Regions from separate parts of the Homo sapiens genome. Here region 1 is linked to region 2. Evidence: chromatin loops called from intact Hi-C (ENCODE). Cell type or tissue: dorsolateral prefrontal cortex. All regions are shown on one strand.

Region 1 (5,000 bases), 510 kb after region 2:
ATTTACTTTAATCTCAAATTTTGCTTGGACTTTATTCCTGTTAAAATAGGTATAAAACCTAGAGCACTAAGTTTTCAGTTTATAAATATTTAAGTCACATTATAATAAAACTAATTTAAGTGAAATGGGTGAGGAGGTTAGCAAGAATTATTTTTTCCTTTAAAATAGACTTTTTTCACTTTTACAACAAACATGTATTAACTTTGTAAATTTTAAAATTATAATTTAACAAATTTAAATAAGAAAATTCTAACACAAAGTAGTAAATTAAAAGGTTGGTAGGCCAAATTTGAGAAACATCTAAATAAAGTATAAGCTCCTCCCACTAGTGCCCAGCCAGCATCCTCAATGAAACAGCTCCAGTCTTCCTCTCTGGCCTTAAACATAATCATTCAGCAAATACTCACTGAACAGCTCTTCTGCACTACATTCTGTTGCAGGCTACTCTTGACCCATATTTTCCTAACACTCCAGTCAACTCGATGTTCCCAATTCCCTTTTCTCATCCTGTGACCACACTTCCTGGAATGCCCTCTTTCTACCCAGTCCCACCTTCCCACCTAATTTAGGCACCATGTTATTCATATCTATATGCTACCCACTGTTTGGTATGCCATTCCACATTTACTTGGCTCTAAATATCTAAGAATTATATTGAAATGACTTCATATGAACCCACAGAATTGAGCTTATTAAACTTTGATAGAACTGTAACACTGCAATCACGAAATTGGTACCATCAAGTACCGACCACTTAATAACATTTCGTATGTGTGAAGCACTTCCTCTTAACCAAATTAATGAGTAAGACCTGTTGTTTCTTTTACTCTCATTCTTTAAAAAAAAAAAAATTGAAACCTTTATACTAATGTTTAATTCAAATGACATTAGAAAGAAGTTGGACTTCAGTCATAACACAGATACCTAATTTGCATAACAATTCCTCTGATAATTATATAGTCTCACAGTTATCACTTCATTTTGGCACCAAAACTCTGCTAAATATTTTCCATTAAAAACTTGAAAGTCAAAGTACAATAACATAAAGTAATAAGTGATTTCTACTATATAAATTAATTTAATAAGAGATGAACACAAAATGAAAATGCTACTATGGTAATTTCAAACACGTGTCACCATAAGTGACATTCAGGTGGTACTATGCCTCCGCATAAAGAATCATGTTAGATAATACTTTTGGTTAAACCTCAGATGATGTAAGGCTCTCTGTGGCCAAAAAGACATAATAATAAGGTATTTCTAACACTGAAAGTAAACATAGTAGAGGTTATTCTTATTCCCCAACATTAAGATTTCAATGTTTTCTTTAAATCTGCAGCATACACATCTATCTTTGAGGAAGCACTTATGTGTTCAAGCATTTATTTCAAAGGTCAGATAGCTAAAGTCACTGTGGTACCACAGGACATTCTTCCACATGTCTTTTTCAAATGATATCAATGAGCTAAGGCTAGTTTTTAACCAAGTATCTTTCTGAATGTCATACAGTTTCAGTAAACTATAACAGAGTCAATAATGTAAAAAATTAGCTCACATCATTGGTTATACCACGTGTGACAAATTATAACTACACATCCCTACCTTGTCCTGGTTCTCCACCTAGCTCTTTAATTCCTCCCCTTCTGTTTGTATTCTTGCTCCTATTCCCAACTATTGGCATTCTCTAAGCTCCTTGATCTGATTCTTTTCTCTGTATCCGCTTTTTCCTTTAGGGAAATATTTATTTTTAAAATTCAACTGTCCCATCTAGGCAGTACACTCATCTCTTCCCTTCTATCATGCCATTCCTTTTCCCAGAAACCTTACTGCCTTCTACAGGAATCCATACCAGTTTGCTGGATTTCATAGGCCTTCACCCTTTCTTTCTCAATTCTCAACATGAAAGTTCCCTCTAATCAGAGAAATCTCCCTTCTGTCTTCACACTTCTCTAATATTTCCAGCCTGTGTGCCTCAGACCTCATATCATTTCCATACACACACAACATACCCTTCCCCCCTCCCCATTACCAACTCAAAGCCTTCTATTCTGCAAATGTACCAGCCTACCCCACCTCCTTCATACAGCCTTCCTTGGCTATGCCAGTGCTCAGGAAGCTCTCATTTCTTTGAACGCAAAATTGAGTGTCATTTGTGATGTTCACCTGATTCACCTGAAAAGTCAGTTTCCTTGAGAACTAGTAAATATTATTTGTTTATCGCTTTCTAAAGCTTTCCTCTCAACCATTTCTATAAACATACAACATTTCTAAGCTAAAGCAACCTTAACTGCAATTGATAAAGGGCTCGAGACTATTGCTTTCCATTTGTTTCTTTCTCTACATTTTTACAACAAAAGAAAGTGTAACAAGATAGTAAGACTGATTCCCTAAGACACAGGCTGAAATCTTACAAACATACTTTACATAAATAAAAATAAATAATCTAAGAAAAATTGATAGTGTATCATTATTTAGGAGTAATAATTTTAGATTACTATCATCTCTAATATTTGTTCTAAGTCACAATATGATACAAAGTAAATAAACCTGTACTTTCAGATATAAAAAGAAATGTGAAGATTTTAGTAACCATTAAACAGTAATTCACAAAATATCAAATCCTTTGGAGACCTCTTGTGGTTAAAGTTAAGAATACCAAAAACCCTAATATTTTAAGATAGACACTCCACAATTCCAAGCCATTCTTTTGCCTTTCCTCACACAGCTTTAACATATTATGTCTTCAAAATTAATAAAATATTATTAACCAGTAACTGACAAAAACTGCTGTTTTTACCTTTAGGTATATAGCATAAGAAAAAAATGGGGTACTTAGTCTGAGATACAAGAAACTACTTACCAGTGTTTAAAACAGACAAGAAGATATCACCAAAAACAAAACAAATTTTGTACTTGCAAATTTAATACTGTATTGTTTACTGGTTGTAAATATGGAAACAAAGAAGGTCATTATATAATGACAAAGGGGTCAATTCAGCAAAAGGATACGATAATTGTAAATATACATGCCTGAGGCAGGCGGATCACTTGAGGTCAGGAGTTCGAGACCAGCCTGGACAACATGGTGAAACCCCGTATCCTGTCTCTACTAAAATACAAAAAAAATTAGCCAGGCGTGGTGGTGCACGCCTGTAATCCCAGCTACTCGGGAGGCTGAGGCACGAGAATCGCTTAAACCCGGGAGGCAGAGGTTGCAGTGTACTGAGATCATGCCACTGCACTGCCCCCTGGGTGACAGAGCAAGACTCTGTCTCAAAAAAAAGAGAGAGAAAAAAAATAGCAGCTGGATACTTCAACACCCCACTTTCATCATTGGACAGATCTTCCAGACAGAAAATCAATAAAGAAACGTCAGACTTAATCTTTACTACAGACCAAATGATCCTAATAGATATTTAGAGAACATTTCATTCAATGGTTGCAGAATACACTTTCTTTTCCTCAGCATGTAGAGGATCTGATCATTATAGCATGAATGATCTAAACATTCTCGAGATTAGATCATATGTTAGGTCACAAAACAAGTCTTAAAACATTCAAAAAACTGAAATAATATCAAGAATCTTCTCTGACCACAATGAAATAAAACTAGAAATCGAAAACAAGAATAATTTTGGAAACTATACAAACACATGGAAATTAAACAATATGCTCCTGAATGGCCAGTGGGTCAATGAAGAGATCAACAAGGAAATTTAAAAATTTCTTGAAACAAATGATAATGAAAACACATACCAAAACCTATGTGATACAGTGACGGCTGTACTAAGAGGGAAGTTTATAGCTAAAAGCACCTACATGAAAAAAGAGGAAACATTTCAAATAAATAACCAAATGATAAACCTTGAAGAACTAGAAAAGCAAGAGCAAACCAAACCCAAAATTAATATAAAATAAAAATAAAAATCAGAGCAGAAATAAATGAAACTGAAACAAAGAAAATACAAAAGATCAACAAACCAAAAGTTAGTTTTTTGAAAAGATAAAATTGGTAAGACTTTCCCAGACTGTGAAAAAAGAGAGAAACCCCAAATAAACAAAATTAGAGATGAGAAAGAAGACATTACTACTGATACTACAGGAATTCAAAGGATCATTAGTGGTTACTATGAGCAACCATATGCCAATAAATCCGAAAATCTAGAAGAAATGGATAAATTCCTAAACACACACAATCCACCAAGATTGAACCACGAAGAAATCCAAAACCTGAACAGACCAATAACAAGTAACGAGATTGAAGCCATAATAAAGTCTCCCAGCAAAGAAAAGCCCAGGACCCAATAGCTTCACTGCTGAATCCTACCAAACATTTAAAGAACTAGACCCATTTTCCTCAAACTATTCTGGGAAAAAAAAAAAAAAAAAAAAAAGGAGAATACTTCCAAACTCATTCTACGAGGCCAGTATTACCCTGATACCAGAATGAGACAAATTCATATCAAATAAAGAAAATTAGAGGCCAATATCTCTTGATGAATATTGATGCGAAAATCCTCAGCAAAATACTAGCAAACTGAATTCAACAACACATTAAAAATATCATTTATCATGACCAAGTAGAATTTATCACAGAGATGCAAAGACGGTTCAACATATGCAAATCAGTCACTATGATACATCATATTAACAGAATGAAGAAAAAAAAACACATAATCATTTCATTTGATGCTGAAAAAGGATTTGATAAAATTCAACAACGCTTCATAATAAAAACTCTCAAACAACTGGGTATAGAAGGAACATACCTCAACATAACAAAAGCAACATATAAAACAGACCCACAGCTATTATCATACTGAATTGAGAAATATTGCAAGCCTTTCCTCTAAGTACGATAATGATGCCCACTACCACCACTGCTATTCAACATAATAGTCCTAACTAGGGCAATCAGACAAGACAAAGAAATAAAGGGCATCCAAATTGGAAAGGAGGACGTCTAATTATTCTTGTTTGCAGATGAGATGAACTTACAT
Region 2 (5,000 bases):
TGGCAGATGGTGTAATAAGTTATTCCCAATATTTTACTTTTTTTTTTTTTTTTTTTTTTTTTGAGACGGAGTCTCGCTCTGTCGCCCAGGCCGGATTGCGGACTGCAGTGGCGCAATCTCGGCTCACTGCAAGCTCCGCTTCCCGGGTTCACGCCATTCTCCTGCCTCAGCCTCCCGAGTAGCTGGGACTACAGGCGCCCGCCACCGCGCCCGGCTAATTTTTTGTATTTTTAGTAGAGACGGGGTTTCACCTTGTTAGCCAGGATGGTCTCGATCTCCTGACCTCATGATCCACCCGCCTCGGCCTCCCAAAGTGCTGGGATTACAGGCGTGAGCCACCGCGCCCGGCCAATATTTTACTTTTCACTGTTTGACCATAGTCCCAATTCTTCAGAAACAAGAGCCACTGGGGCCCAGGAGCAACATAGATGTCAATATCTCATCAATATTAAGGCTTCAGATGATGTTTTCCTAAAATTTCACCTATTTATTGCCAAACACCTTTTTGCTATTAGTTTTTTAAAATGTACATAAAGAGAAGAGAGTAATAGTTTGCCAGTGTTCTTTCCTTTGGTTCCACTCTCTCCCTCATTTCAAGGTAAAGGGATGTTTGTAAACGGTTAATGCTCTCACTTTCATCAATCTTTGTGCACTACATTCTCAGCCATCAGGACTTTATTTCCTTAATGAATATTTCACATATATTAGTGAGACAACTGAGTCCTCATGTAGCTATGTCAGGTCTCTAATGATACAAATAATCTGATTATCATAAATGCACGATTAGTGTGAAGGATATCAGGTTACTGTTTAGACCGTGCTGAGGGTCAATTAGTGGTTTGATCAACCGGCATTAGTGAGTACCTACTGTGCCCCATACTGGGCTCAACGGGGGAGGGGGGAGTGGGGTGGGGGACGCTTCTGGGGCCCCAGGATGGCAAATGTGGGAAAGGTCTTGTTAAGAAAAGCATAATGTAATTTTATTATTTTGAACTCTGGGAAGACTGGTCTGAGAGGGACCTTTGAAGGACTTAATGAAATCTGCCAAGACACTATTTGAAGCATGACAAATGGTCGCAGTTGAATAGTTGCTTTGCTGCTGATGATATAAATCAGACTCTGATATAATGCAAAGCAGAATCTCTGATAGTGGAGTATGAAATGGAAGAATTTTTGCCATCCATAATTTTCACTTACATTTGCACAGGTTTTTACAATGTACAAAGTGACCTTTAGTATATAATTTTTTGTTGTTATTTGTTTGTTTTTGAGACAGAGTTTCACTCTATTGCCCAGGCTGGAGTGTGGCACAATCTGGGCTCACTGTAGCCTCTGCCTCCCAGGTTCAATGGATTCTCACACCTCAGCCTCCCGAGCAGCTGTGACTACAGGTGCACACCACCACGCCCAGCTAATTTTTGTATTTTTTGTAGAGATGGGGTTTCGCCATGTTGGCCAGGCTGGTCTCGAACTCCTGACTTCAAATGATCTGCCCTTCTTGGCCTCCCAAAGTGCTGCAGTTACACGCGTGAGCCACGGTGCCCGGCCGTGTATAAAATTTTAATCCTTCCTTAGCTGACCCAGCATCAGACAAGTCAGGAACCATAATCTCATGGTCTCCCGTCACATATCGGCCACACAGGCTGAAGAGAGGTGATCACATGGGCTGAGATGAGAAGCATGGGGAAATGGAGGGGCTGGGACAAGAACACCAGTCCTTCTGACTCCTTCGTAGTCCTTTATACTTGCCCTTCTCAAACTGTCATGTGCACAGGGCTCACTAGGGGTTGTGGCTAAAATTAGATTCTGATTCAGGGGATCTGGAACAGAGATAAGGATTCTGCATTTCCAACAAGCTCCCGGGTGATGCTGATGCTGCTGGCCCGGGGTCCACCTTTTGAGTAGCAAGACCTTACATTACCTTTGTTTATCTATCAAAAAAAAAAAAAAGGTCACAAAAAAAAAATCTCAAGAAGTAAAAGAAATCTAGATCTTCTGATGTACTACCTAGAATGATTTTATTTTTTACAAATGCATGTAAAATACAGAATTGGTCATTCAAAAGTCCCTGTTGAAAATACAGTAGCTGCTCCTCAATAGAAAGAAATCTAAAGCAGCAAAAAGACATTTGCCCTATTTAAATCCAGAGATAAGTGATTCCTAATGTCTGGCTGACAGCTATGTTGTAATTGTCCGGCATGTAATTATTGGCTACATTTCCCCAAGTCCTGAAACGGTGGAATAAGACGTACCCGAGCGCCTTCTCGGAGGCAGCAATCGAGGCGCCCACAAGATGGCGCTCCCGGGTCAGCATTGGCTCTGGCGCGGGCCCCTGGGTGGAGCCCGCAGGCCTGGAGGAGGGATGTCGCCTGCCCATGTTTATGACACGAAGCCGCACGAAGCCTCATGCGCCAGGAGAGCGAATCCATGGCACCCAAGAGACCCCGAGGTACTTATTGAAGTTATCAAAGCAACAGCGTCTAATTTAGTTTTTGTTTTCCAATTCCTGAAGCAGGGATGTGGAGAGAGAGGATTCGAACGAAGAAACCGCCCTGCTCTCAAAGGTGGCGCACTCAGAAAATGCAAGACGTTTATATTTCATTCTCTGAAAAGGAGCCCATAGCTCTTGTTCCTTCAAAAAGAATTACTGAGTAACTCAACAAACAACGCTCTGCAGTGGAGGCGGAGCAGCAGACTTCTGGGTGGGTTTGCACATGAAAGAAACATTAACAAAAGAAACCAAGAGAGGCTTGAGGAGGGCGTCCATCTGCAAGGGGCCCCCCTTGGGGACGCCCTACTGACCCTTAGGAGAGGCTGGGCCTGGAAACTGAGGTCCAGAAACCACCTGCAAAAAGCGGGTAGTTCTGGCCAGGAACAAGACAAAAACTGTCAAGGGATGGAGTGTGGCACCCAGCACACGCTTAGGAGCAAAACACTGTCCACCGATGATGCCAGAGTCTTCCAAGGGAGAGATGCTATTGTGAGATGAGTCTATTTTACCAAAATTGTATTGACTCTACTCAACATGTTCATAAATAATTAGGAAAATTAGCATTTTACCTGGATCAGTTAAAAAAAAAAAGAACAAAAAACAAAAAACAAACAAAATCCTAAAGTAATTGTAAGTAAGACAGTGAGAGGTTGCCCCATGCTAGGTAATTTTTTTTTGAGACAGAGTCTCACTCTGTCACCCAGGCTGGAGTGCAATGGTGTGATCATGGCTCACTGCAGTCTTGACCTCCTGGGCTCAAGGGATTCCCGCCACCTCGGCCTCCCAAGTAGCTGGGACTACAGGCACATGCTACCATGCCCAGCTAATTTTTAAGATTTTTTTTTTTTTTTTTTAGAGATGGGGCTCTCTCTATGCTGCCCAGGCTGGTCTCCAACTCCTGGGTTCAAGCAATCCACCTGCCTTGGCCTCCCGAAATGCTGGGATTACAGATGTGATCCACCACACCTGGCCACATTTTAGCTACTTTATTATCTCATTTAATCGTCAATAGCAATACTGCAACATATTTACTATCATGATTTCCATTTTGCATATGGGGAAGTCCAGGTACAGAAAATCTAGGTATCTTATCCAAGGTCAGACAGTTAGCAAGTGGCAGGCCCATGACTTAGATCCAGGCTAAACTCTTGGCTAAAGCCTGAGTTTTTAAACTGCTTTTCTAACCACTCAACCTCTTGAGATAAAGCAACTATCGAGCTGGGCACGGTAGCTCATGCCAGTAATCCCAGCACTACGGGAGGCTGAGGCGGGTGAATCTACCTGAGGTCAGGAGTTCAAGACCAGCCTGACCAACATGGTGAAACCCCATCTCTATTAAAAAATACGAAAATTAGCTGGGCATGGTGGTGGGCGCCTGTAATCCCAGCTACGCAGGAGGCTGAGGCAGGAAAAGCACTTGAACTCAGGAGGCAGAGGTTGCAGTGAGCCGAGATCGTGCCATTGCACTCCAGCCTGGGTGACAGAGTGAGACTCCATCTCAAAAAAAAAGAAAAAGAAAAAAAGAAAAAAGCAGCTATCAGTGACTTAGTGGCTGCTGGCTTGGGGAAGGGAAGGCTGAAATGTCAAACAGTTGCAGAGCCTGGAACTATCTCCCTTCACTGATGACCATTTGAGACGGGGATCTGGAAACTGTGGTTTCCAGTCTGAATAAACTAGTTTGCATTAATGAGGCTAGATCATACACCAGAAAAATCATCTGCAAAGCAATAAATCAGATTTTCTAGCACTTTAAAACGAATCCCTGTTGATAGCTTAGGCATTTTAGAAATGATATTCATTCTTTCAGGAGAGCAGGGTAGTAATTAGTAATTTACTATACATGGCCAAGGGAACTCTAGGACATTGGGAAAATCTGATTCTATAAACACAGTTTGAGGCTAAAGAGAATTATGAGAGTAATTTTCTCAGTGTAATAAGTACAGTATATTCCTAACAGTGGCCAGAGGTTTTAAAAGGAAAGTGAAAATACTGCAGAGTGGATTAAAATCACACAAATAATTTTAAAATCTGGAACAAAGAGCTTATAAAGAAGGACTCAGGATGTGTTGAGCTCAGAAATAAGAGGTGGGGGGTTAATTTAATGATTTTCAAGAAAATGAAAAACATACTACTGTTTTCTGTCTTGACTACACAAGATGAAGAATTTAAATTGTGGTGTAGAGTTAGTTTAGACTCGGGCCAGTTTGTAAACTGGGAAGCTGAGGCAAAGGCACTGAATGATCATGATATATGCAAATCAGCCTTGACAGGTCTGGGGTACACAGGTTTGCATTCCTCATGTTCATGAACTAGAGACAACCTCCTAAACCAAGGTGGTTTTCAACTCTTCTGAGGAGAAGAGACCTTATTCAAAACTTTAACATTGAAACCCTCTTCCAGGGGAGATTGTGCTGGCTAAAACCTGGGATGAGAGCCTCTGCAGGGGACCCGCTCGCCTTGCTCACCGGCCACCACCGCTGGCCTGCCTGCGTCGGCGCCACCTTGGGGC

The links. Hi-C counts contacts between places; a loop is a spot of excess contacts. Peaks named below come from ENCODE experiments on the same cell type or tissue, not always from the same donor. Only the 100,000 strongest peaks of a DNase experiment are listed, where the experiment ranks them.
Region 1: it touches region 2 in a loop (12-fold over the local background); 58 of 110 quality-filtered maps call a loop at or near these places.

What each region holds. Positions count from the first base shown.
Region 1 is chr5:80,684,596-80,689,595 of GRCh38, reverse strand. All of the region lies in intron 8 of MSH3 (mutS homolog 3), which reads right to left. Among named protein-coding and RNA genes, the nearest start is that of DHFR, 32 kb to the right of the region's middle. In dorsolateral prefrontal cortex, CTCF peaks have their summits at 2,435 and 2,642 (motif pointing left); no DNase peak of the experiment used is centred here.
Region 2 is chr5:81,192,525-81,197,524 of GRCh38, reverse strand. The region is part of intron 18 of RASGRF2 (Ras protein specific guanine nucleotide releasing factor 2); the gene reads right to left. Among named protein-coding and RNA genes, the nearest start is that of CKMT2, 38 kb to the left of the region's middle. RefSeq lists enhancers at 4,429-4,935, 4,936-5,000. In dorsolateral prefrontal cortex, CTCF peaks have their summits at 2,082 and 2,288 (motif pointing right); a DNase peak (open chromatin) is centred at 2,324; H3K4me3 peaks cover 875 bases; H3K27ac peaks cover 1,585 bases.